Linked DNA regions of Mus musculus: region 1 is linked to region 2. The links are chromatin contacts, found by Hi-C or POLR2A ChIA-PET in ENCODE. All regions are on one chromosome and are shown on one strand. Each heading gives the region's core, a stretch centred on a gene start or an enhancer-like site at or near the end of the contact. The rest is flanking DNA. Distances are from core to core; before and after follow the strand shown. Region 1 has its middle 16 kb from the start of Gm46358. Region 2 holds the start of Max (Max protein).

Region 1 (5,762 bases), core at 689-3,188, 35 kb after region 2:
AGTATCTCTGCGTCTCAGTTGGCTGAATTCACAGCTGGTGACACAAAGGGCTGAATGAAAGATGGAATGAGAGAGAGGTAAGCCAGTCTCCAGGGGGAGGTTTATTCATCCCACCTCAGATTATGGAGACTGATGGTCATAAAGGGAGGGACAGGGAGAAGGAGAAAGGGAAGGAAGGAAGGAAGGAAGGAAGGAAGGGCGGGCTTTGGAGACATCTAACCCTAGTAGCTAGTGATCCGGGTCAGCATTGTTGTGACTTCCCTCTGTGGTTTTCTTCCCCTAAAGTAGAAACCTGCAAGAGTGTTACACCAGTCTCACTTGACAGTCTAGCAAATAACCTGACCTGAGCCTCTAGAACAACCAAGGTCATCACAGACAAAGAAGTCTGAGAAGCTGTCACAGCCAGAGGGAGCCAAGAGACCTAACAGCAGAGTACATAGTATCTTAGCACCAAAAAATGGTATAAAAGTGGCCAGCGAGATGGCTCTGCAGGCAGACTTGCAGCCAGTTCTCATGACCTGAGTTCTGTCCCCAGAAGCCACATGATGGATGGAGAAAACTTCTACATTGCCTTTGACTTTCAGACAAGTGACATATCAGATACACCCACACACCCCACACACAGTAAGTGTAATTTTAAAATGGCATTAGACAAAAACTATAGGAATTTGAGTGAAATGTGGCCTTTAGCTATTACATCCATATTGCATACCCCACCACATGTATGCAGTCCCTGTGGAGGCCAGAAGAGGCCATCAGGTCCTCTGAAGCTGGAGTTACGGACTTGTGAGCCACCATGTGGGTGCTGGGAGCTGAATCCTGACCTCTGCAAGAGCGGCAGTCAGTGCTCTCTGCTCTCCACTGAGCCACAGCTCCAGGTCCTCAGTGTAAAAGCGTAACAACTGGGGTAAGCAGGCAGGTGGGTGTGTAGGAACTTTGTGCTTTGTGATTTTCTTCTGTCAATCTAAAACGAAAGTTTTTGGATTTACTTTAAACACACACCTATACATATATCTAATATTATGCGTATGTGTGTTCACCTGAGTGTGCATAGACCCTGTGGGCGTGCAGGAGCCTGAGGAGGTCAGAAGAAGCATCAGACCCCCTGGAACTGGAGTCAGAGATGGTTGTGAGCAGCCACATGGTGCTGGGAATCAAACCTAGGTCCTCTGGAAGAGCAGCTAGTTCTCTTAACCACCGAGCCATCTCTGTAGCCCCAATTTTTCTTCTTCTTGAGACATAGTCTCATGTAGTGGTGTCAAGCTAGCTACTATGTAGCTGAAGCTAGCCTAATCCTCCTGCCTCAACAGGTTGCACTGTCATACTCAGCTGGTCTCTCTCTCTCTCTCTCTCTCTCTCTCTCTCTCTCTCTGTCTTTCTGTCTCTGTATCTCCCTCCCTCCCTCCCTCCTTCCTTCCCTCCCTCCTTCCCTCCTTATGACTCTCCTTCTCTCTCCTCTTCTCCCAAAGCCTAATTTTAAAATATGCTGCTGCTTCTGCTTCTCCTCCTCCTCTTCCTCTTCTTCCTCATCTTCCTCCTGTTCCTCCTGCTTTGCCCCCAGCCCCTTTTTCTGTCTTTCTGTTTTCTTTTTGGAGGCTGGGTCTTGCTATAGGTCTTGCTATACCTCACTGTGTAGCCCAGGCTTTTAGCTTCTGATCCTTCCACTTCTGCCTTCTGGGTGCTGGCTCAAACATCCATTGTTTTTGTGGTTGTTTTTGAAAAGCTGTGTTTCCTTAGGGGGAGCTGAGGGCAGTGAAAACGTTCCCACTGACCAGGCTCTGTTCCTGTCTGATCTTGTTCTTGGATGTGCCAGCGTGGCAGGAGGAAAGAGTCCCAGCTGCCTGGTCCCAGCTCCTGTACCAGCTGAAGCGCTCAAGCAGAGCTGTCCTTGTGGGAAATGAGGGAGATGTCCAGGAACCGGTTACACGTGCTAGGGCAGGTTGTAGAAGGCTGGCTGCCACCAGGGCTGCGGTCAGCTCCCAGAGACTTGCATCACGGCGTGAGTAAGACCGTGTCACAGCAGGGTGGCACACACTTATTTAAGAATGCCACTCTATTCCATACACAGCATGAGGATCAGCTAGGGGCACAGCTCAAACGCCTAGCATTCACAAAGCCTTGGGTTCAACCCCCAACACCACATCAGTCACCATCTCCAAAGGATTGAGTGGGCGTGTCCCCCTCTTTGCTGTCATCGGCTAGTCCTGGTGAAAGATGGGGCCAGGAATTGAAGGCCTCAGTGATCCGGCCCTGGAAGAAACCAGTGTTTATCCCTACCCTTAGGTTACCCTTGAACCTCTTGATCTTCAGCCTGGCAAGAGAACATGGGCTTTGGGCAGCTTGTGGGCAGCAGATCTGGGCTCAGGTGGACTTCATCATCCAACATCAGAAACCTTAGTGAGTCACCCAGCTCTCTGTCCTGTTTCTCCAGTTATGAAACACAGGTCATACACCTGCCTCACCCACTGGGTGAGACTGAGCCAGGGATCAGATGAGGGGAGGAAGGACAGACGGTCAGGTCACGGGTTACTGCTGGGGAGAGCAGGCAGCAACCAGGAACCTGTGTGGCCTCATGGGTGATTATGGATAGTTTTGTGTCCTCAGTTTTTGATAAGCTCACTTTAAGTTGAAAGTATAAAGTCAAAACTGTACTAATGAGCTGGGTGTGGTGGTACACGCCTGTCATCCCACCACTTAGAAGGCTGAGTGAAGAAAGATTCTGAGTTCTAGGCCAGCTAGGGTTCTATAGTGAGACTGACCAAACAAAACCAAACCCACAACACCGCCTGCCTAACCTGCCAAGCCAGCCTGGGTTATATGGTGAGACTGAAAATAAATAAATAAACACCACCAGCCTAACCTGCCAAGCAGTGTGGAGCCCATTCAGCACGTTGCTTTCGTAATACTATGAGGTCAAACCATTGTAAGTTGAAGCCTGTCTGTGATGGTAAATGTAACTCCGGTCGGCTCATACAACTCAAAAACCAGACAGGGCCTCAGAATCCGTGCCAGGCCTGTCCCTGTCATCCAGGAGGCTGGGTGTGCTTACTTCTCAGCCTGCCTGCCTTCTAGGTGGAAAAGTGGCCACACGTGACACTGTCCCACTAGGAGAGAACTGTTGCTTCTGATAATCAAGTGTCCAGGGCTGCTTTGGGCCGTTTCAGGTCATATTCTTGGCTCTGGATCAATCACCAGGGCCAAAACAGGCTGCCTGGCTTATCCCTGGTTACTGTCGACCCTAAGCAAGTAGTTGAAGCAAAGACAAGTCAGGATGACTGGTTTGGGGCGGAATGGATGGCAACTGTCACCCAGGTTTCCATTACACCTCGTCCATGGTGGTGGTCAGCAGAGGTAACTGGCCTCCTAGGACAACAGTTTTCCCTGCTGACTACAACCCCAATTTTTATTTGGAGTTTGTGGTATTTGAAGTATGTCCCTTACAGGCTCAGGTATTTGTTTTTGTTTGCTTGTTTGTTTTGAAACTGGGTTTCTCTGTGTAGCCCTGGCTGTCCTCTGTAGACCAGGCTGGCCTCCAACTCAGATCTGCCTGCCTCTGCCTCCGGAGTGCTGGGATTAAAGGCGAGTGCCACCACTCTCAGCTGCAGGCTCAGGATTTGAACATTTGGTCCTGTGTTAGTTGTGCTGCCAGGGGACATGTAGGAGGTGGCGCCTTGCTGGAGGAAGTGAGTCTGTGCGGGCAGATTTCAAGTTCATCCTCTAGAAGTTACCATTTGCTGTTGTTGTATTTTTATGTATGCCTGTTTCCTTTCTCTTCACATGCTTGTACACATGCTTGCCACAGTGCACATGGTGAGCTCAAGGGACAACTTGTAGGAGTCAGTTCTCTCCTTCTGTGGCGTGGGGTCCAGGGATCGCACGAACTCAGATGGTCGGGTTCCTATGTAGCCCAGTCTAGTCTTGAACTTGGGCTTCTTCTGTCTCTGCTCCTGAATCCTGCAATTACAGATGTGCATCACCACAGGCAGCTGACAGTGTCTCTGGTATCTGTAGTTGTGTATTCTCCATCCTTGTCCAAGGCAGTGAACGCCATCGAGCAGAATGTATGACTGACTGCAGTCTTTAGCAGGAGTTTTACCGACCAAATGCATCTATGTGACTCACAGTAAACATCCCAGCCATGAAGATATGGCAGAACACTGAATGAATACAGATGAGACGGCATCTCTATATACCAGGGCCAACTGCAGCCCATGGGCCAGATCTGGGTCACCACCTGTCTTCATGGGCACAGCTTGGCTTGGGACACAGCCATACTCCTGTGGTTTTGTGGTGGAGGAGAGTTGAGCGTCGCAAGAGAATGTATTAGCCACAAAACCTAAAAGTATTGGTTTTATTTACAAAAAGTATGCATCCTGTTGGTATAGTTGATAAACCAGAACACAGGGAAGCAGTTCCCCCAGGAGCATCTCCTTTTCCCAGGTGGAAGCAGCACTGCCCTAGCTCTCAAATCAGCATCAGAGAAGCAAATGTTTCTGAGTCAAACTTACCCTGGAAGGAGGTCACTGAGACGTGTCCAGTCGGTGCCTTCCCTGATACGCACTCTGTGCAGGGCTCATATCTTTTTAGGCCACAGTGAGAGTCTAGACAGCATGTAGGTAGAAACACATCCATTTCCCACTTGGGGCTTTGATCCAGGCTTCTAGACTCAGAAGCTGAAAGCCATAGTGAGCTCCTGCCATTTCCCGGAACATACTTCTCCAAGAGGTGGTTTGAGTGAAATTGAGACAAGCTTTAATCTGTGTGATGGAATGTCAGCATTGTTGTCCACACACCCAATACTTCAAGCCAATGGGTCCTACCCCTAGCCACAACTGCACTGCACTCAGGACCATCAAACACCGGTGGCTGCTGCTGCTGCTGCGGCTGCTCTTTTTCTTCTTAGTTTGTGATGGTGGGTACAGAACCCTAGGCTTTGAGCATACTAGGCAAGTATTTTGCCATTAAGCTGTTATTTCTGGCTCTAGACAGATCCATCTCTAATACCTGACTATATTAAAGTGTATACTTTAATATATATAAATAAATGTAATATATATATATATTTAATACAGTATATAGAGTTAGTATTGATGAAATAGTGTAAGGCATCTGCCTCTTACAGTTTCTTTTTTTTTTCTTTTTTTTTTTTTTTTTTTTTTGGTTTTTTGAGACAGGGTTTCTCTGTGTAGCCCTGGCTGTCCTGGAACTCACTTTGTAGACCAGGCTGGCCTCGAACTCAGAAATCCACCTGCCTCTGCCTCCCGAGTGCTGGGATTAAAGGCGTGCACCACCACGCCCGGCTACAGTTTCATTTTTAAAAGATGTATTTTTATGTATGCATGTTTCCTTTCAAGTACATGTGCATCACATGTACGCCTAGTATGTAAGGAAACCAGAAGAGCGTGTTGGGGCCCCTGTAACTGGAGTTAACATGCAGTTGTGAGCCACCATATGGTGCTGGGAACTGAACCCAGGTCCTCTAGTCAACAAACCTTAACCACTGAGCCGTCACAGCAGCCCCAAAGGTTTCCTTAAGTTATTATTATTAACACAACTTGCTAATAATTATATAAGTAATATAATTTCATAAATTGATTCCATATTAAAATATAAAGTATATACTAAAATAATAAAATTCATAAATAACTAAATTGTGTGCATGTAGGTATGCATCCATGCATGCATACATACATAATGCATGTCACAGTGTACATGTTGACATCAAAGGACAGTTTGTAGGCGTCAGTTCTCTCCTTTTGCCA
Region 2 (5,366 bases), core at 2,187-4,686:
ACATCAAGGTACAATGGCTCACACCTACATTCCCAGAACTTGGGAGGCCAAGGCTGGAAGACCACAAATTCAGAGACAGCCTGGTCCACACCCTGAGACTCTTGCATAGCATAAGTGAAAGGCCAGCGCCACAGACAAATGCAGGAATCAGCGAAACAGAACAGAAGGCCAACAAGTAAGAAAAAAGTTTGGATTTAGCAGTAAGTGTGTCGCCCAGGGTCTAGAGGAGAGTGGTTTAGCTGAGTGGAAAGGTGGGACTGATCTCTGGAGGAATCAGAAACGGAGGCAGTCAGCCGGTACAGGGCACTGACAGCTCCCCCGTGCCCCGCCAGTGCTCCTGATCAATTCTAAGGCAGTTGTGATTGCCTGGGTCTGGCTGGGGGCTGAAGCTTTGCATTTCTATGAAGCCTCCCAGTGGGGGGGCCTACTTGAACCAGCACAAAGTACTTAAGACTGACAAATTCAACCTTGAAAGGTCAAGGGCTTGGATGTTTTTAAAGCTTCCCAAAGACTCACCTGTGGAAATGTTAGATTGTTAGTCATATCAGAAAAACAACCAGAAGAGACTATAAAGGCCATTGCTGTCCCTTGTGCACAGTTCTCTCAGCAAATGTCTTGTTCATGAAAATCTCCATTTGGGTCCCTCAACTCCATTTCCTTATAGGACAGAGGAGGACCATACCTTTTTTTCATTCTGCCTCCATCTTCACAGGCTAAGATCTCAGGCAGGTGCTACCATGTCTGGCTTTTTACTTTTAATTTTATTATTATTATTTGGCAGTGCTAGAGGTCAAACCTAAGTCCTTGTGCATATAAACCAAGTAAATTTATGCCCACACTAGTATTATTATTATTTTCATTTTAACTCTATTATATCTAAGAATATGTTCTCCAGATCACATCTGTCAAAACTTACTGAGATTCGTTTTATGGCTTAGAACTCAATCAGTTCTTATAAATGTTCCATGAGTGCTTCAAAATACCATTGCATTTCTGGGTTTCTTCCTTCCTTCCTTCCTTCCTTCCTTCCTATTAGATCAGAGGTACTGGCCAGACTGACAGATTTGAATAATCTGTCAATTACTAGGAAAAAGCTGGACTTGGGTGGCACACACCAGTAATCCCAGGCCTTGGCTGAGACAGGAGAAGTATTTCTGTTAGTTTGTTTTGTTTTGTTTTTTTCCGAGACAGGGTTTCTCTGTGTAGCCCTGGCTGTCCTGGAACTCACTCCGTAGGCCAGGCTGGCCTCGAACTCAGAAATCTGCCTGTCTCTGCCTCCCGAGTGCTGGGATTAAAGACGTGTGCCACCACCACCCGGCCCTGGAAAGCCTTTATTCCATTTTTCCAGATGTCCTTTCAACATGTGGAGATCTATGGTGAGCAGAATCTAGTTTAGGCTTTGTAGGCCCAGTCCTTGTCCTGGCAGCCTCAGAGAACACCCGGCCATTACCCCCCACCCTCCCTGAAATCTGGCATCTCCTCGAAATTCATATCGCTTGCTGCTGTACAATCTGCTTGGCATATCCGCTTTCCCTACAGTGTTTTTATAATTTACTTCTTAGATTTTAGCCATGTGAGCGAAGATTATTTTTATAACAGCTTTGTTGATGCATAATTATTAACATATCAATCATAAAGCCCACTCTTTCAAAGTATATAATTCAGTGAAAGCTTGCCTTTATCCTGGCATCCTCTAGGTTGCACATACGAACCACCTGAAGATCATTAAAAACTGTCTTTTACTGATCCTACCCACCTCCCAAAGGCTTTGACTTCATTGAGGAGGGGCATGGAACAGGCATGAGATATATTTTTTTAATCCCCCAAAAAACTAACTTGCAGCTAAGGATGCACTCTGCACATTGCACATTGCAGGTAGATATATAAGGAGGGTTTGCGGTGATCATCCATTGTCTCTACTTCTGGTATCCAGTTAACTCTTACTATCTTATCCAGGCAGTGGTGGCAAATGCCTTTAATCCCAGCACTTGGGAGGCAGAGATGAGGCCAGCCTGGTCTACAGAGTGAGTTCCAGGACAGCCAGGGCTACACAGAGAAACCCTGTCTCGAAAAACCAACCAACCAACCAAACAAACAAACAAAAAACCCTCTTACCATCTTTGTCTCCCTTACAGCCCTTGACTTCTATTACGAGTCAGTGTCTGCTTATGACTGTGTTCTCATCACTAGGCTTGGCCACACGGACATTTAAGGCCAGCCTGGGCTAGGTGTCAGAAAGATTGTATTACACCACCAAGTTTCTGCACTCAATAGTCAGGGGTTAAATGATTTTTTACTCAAAAAACATTAACTCATAAATCAAACTCAAGACCGCACTCATTTTGAAGATCAATTGTAAAGTGGTAGTCTGGTTAATTTCTCAGATGACCTTATTATTACTGTTTGTTTGTTTGTTTGTTTGTTTGTTGTTTCATTGAGGACCTGGTGCACACTGAAAATGGTGACAGGGTAGTCCGGTTTTTGCTTTCAAAGCTGTGAAGTCTTTGAGGGGACACATCATGCCATTCCTGGGCTGCCACATATTAGATACTTAGCTAAATGCGGGTGGGGACAATGTAGTTACACTTCATACCTCGTTGCATTATGTATGACCTTAACTGGACAGGGAGCTGCACAACTTTCCCGTTTTGATTCTTTTTGCAGTTAATTAAAGTTCTCTATAAACTGGGGCACTCCCTAATCTGCTCCGGCTACAACAAACAGAAGGTAGGTTTTACTTGCACCTACGAGAGGTTTTGTAAACACTCAAGCCCAGCAAGGACAGTTCTCTCGGACAAATGAAAGCAAGATTCTTGAGATGAAGGACACCCGGCGAAATCGGTCCTTTAGTTTGTCCCGTAATGTCTCTTAACACCTTAAACCCAGATAACAGAGGGCCCGCGTGGGCATCTCGACCGCGCCCCCTGGTCAGCCACAGCGTGATTCCTTCCCGGGAGGGTTACGCCCCAGGGCGCAAGTGGAGCGACTCAAGCATTAAACGAGACAATGTAAAAGCAGTCTAGCCAAGAAGAGACAGTGTTATTTTGGCAGCCAGTTTCTCTCCCCCCGCCCCCAAACCCCCGAGCCTCCACCCAATCCCTTGGGCCGGGCGCCCAGAGCTCGGAATTGTGGCCGGCTCCAGGAGCCCAGCTCCCTCCACGTGTCCTGTCTTCCCAGCAGCCTCTCCGCCGCCTGGGGAGGAAAATCTCCTGACAACTCGCGGTCTGTGGACTACATCTCCCGGGAGGCACCGCGCCACTTCTCGCTGCCAACACCCGGGGCGCAGGCGCCCTGAGCTCTGTCAACAAGCGAGTCTGGCGAAGCCTGTGTGCGGTTCCTGATGGGATTTGTAGTTTCTCTGGCTCTCTCTCACTCGCCCATCCGACGCTCGAGGACTACAAGTCTCAGCTACCCCGGCGCGGTGAGCCCGGTCACGTGTTAGGGGGCCGATCGGGCGTGCGTGCCGCCGTTGATCCGGTGCTGCAGTGAGGTGGTTGTCGCCCGTGTTGTGTGTGCGTGAGTGTGTGTGAGTGAGTGAGCGAGTGAGTGAGTGTGTGCGTGGGGGCACTCGGCTTGTTGTTGTCGGTGACTTCCCCCTTCCCTCCACCCCTCCCCTCCCCGGCCGCCGCTGCAGTGGCCGCTCCCTGGGCCGTAGGAAATGAGCGATAACGATGACATCGAGGTGGAGAGCGACGTGAGTCCTGGGGCTTCTTCCTTTCCGTTCGGGTTGTCAGGCGGGGACAGCGGCAAGGGTTCTCAGCCGGGCGACGGCGGGAGGGGGTCGGGTCGCCGCCGCCTCCGTCCTTTTCTCCCCCTCCCCCCGGGGCCGGGACCGCCTGCGTCGCGCTCCAGGCTCGCTCCCCTCCAGTCCTGTCCGGAGAGGCCTCCTGGGACTGAAGGTGGGAGCAGACACGCGGCCTCTGGGACCCCCACATTCTCCCGTGGAGGAGGGTGTCGAGGCCTCCCTCTCCGCTCTGCCCGGCTGGGGATCCCATTATCCTTCCGGATCCTGGGCAAGGAGACCAGCGCTCAGCTCTTGCTCTTTGGGTCCATGAGCTCCCTCCTCCTGTGACCGGTTGATCCTTGGGGTGAAGGGGCTGGGAGTGCTCTGACGCCCTAGAGGGATCGAGGGAGAGCAGGCAGTGTTCCGGATCCCTCTTGTCCGGTTCGGATCCCAGAAGGAGGGGCAGTGCCTGAAACCCCCCCCCCCCCCCCCCCCAACTAGGCTACGGGATCTCGCTGGAGAGAGTGGAAGGGGAAAGAGGGAGGGAGGGGTGTCAGACTGACTCCCCACCCGCTGCTTCCTCCGCCGCCGGCATTTTCTTTCTTATTATTGAATTCGAAGTGTGAAAATAACTTCTGTATTTTCTATTTTTCTCTCTCTCTTATTCCAGGAAGAGCAACCGAGGTTTCAATCTGCGGTACGTCTCCTACTCTCCATTTCATTTTCATTTCCGTTCAGTTTTGGTTCTTTTTGGAGTCAGAAAAAGAGATCGTTCTATTACTTTTAATACTCTTGTAAACTCCTCTTAACCGCTAAGGTGAGGTTGAGTCTGTTGGGGTTGGAGGAGGGGGGCGTTGCAAATCCACATGATTCTTGATATTCAGGTGGTAGATTCTAGTGAGTAGGTAGGTAGGTAGGCAGGCAAGTGAGGAGGCCTGTGCTGTGAACTGAGTTGTTCTGTAGTGTTCAGTGCGGCGGAGATATGTGAGAAATGGAAGGGCATTCTGAAGTGAATGGTAGTGTTATTTCAGAGCAAACTGGCTAGGTTTTATTTAGGAGCAGGTAAACTTTAAGCAGTATCTCCATAGTTGTGTGAAGTTGCAGGCACATGTAATAATCGCCTTTAGCCAAGGTCATGTGACTACTGCAGACTCCTAGGATCTAGAAAAGCATGATATTCCCCAAAAAACGACAATGGAAAAAAGAGAGGCGCTAGAAGTTAAATATTGAAAGTGGCACAGCTTTTTGTGGTCTTGACTTTCCATTTGAGAAGAAAAAAAATGTTGAAGAGTGGCACTGTTAGAGACAGCTTTGCTGAAAGGTGATGGATGCATCCATATAATGTTATCAGTAACTTATTAGATTTTTTTATATTAATGGGGTTTTTTTGTAGGTGTTTCTGGCTTTGGGTTGACCCCATGCTTTCTTGTCTGGAGTCTGAGACTTAGGAGTAAATAGGCATAGATTAGAGAGAGAGAGGAGAGAAGGAATAGACTCAGAATACAACCAGAGGAGAGAGAGAGAGATGGAATATTTGATGGTTGGAAATGGTAGGGAAAGAGAATGGAGTGAGGTCCTCATTACCCGTGAGGACCAGGTAACAGCTAGTCAAGGGTGGAAGGAAGAGGTGAGGATGTACACC

Evidence for each region. A loop is a pair of places that touch in the nucleus more often than their neighbours do. ChIA-PET counts read pairs that join two places held with the same protein, here RNA polymerase II (POLR2A).
Region 1: a map of heart shows a loop between it and region 2 (2.7-fold over the local background). The contact joins the enhancer-like site here to the promoter of Max in region 2. A Hi-C loop is called at or near these places in 2 of 37 maps with a recorded cell type or tissue (both heart). POLR2A ChIA-PET finds 5 or more read pairs at or near these places in 3 of 5 experiments (all embryonic stem cell).

Annotation. Positions count from the first base shown.
Region 1 is chr12:76,923,881-76,929,642 of GRCm38, reverse strand. No RefSeq gene overlaps it. Among named protein-coding and RNA genes, the nearest start is that of Gm46358, 16 kb to the right of the region's middle. Within about 2 kb of position 1,938, at least 1 of the 3 ENCODE cell types and tissues checked has a DNase peak (open chromatin) inside an H3K27ac peak, as active enhancers do.
Region 2 is chr12:76,960,318-76,965,683 of GRCm38, reverse strand. It overlaps Max (Max protein), which reads left to right and starts at 3,436. Exons shown (of 4, transcript NM_001146176.1): 1 at 3,436-3,694. The coding sequence starts at 3,659.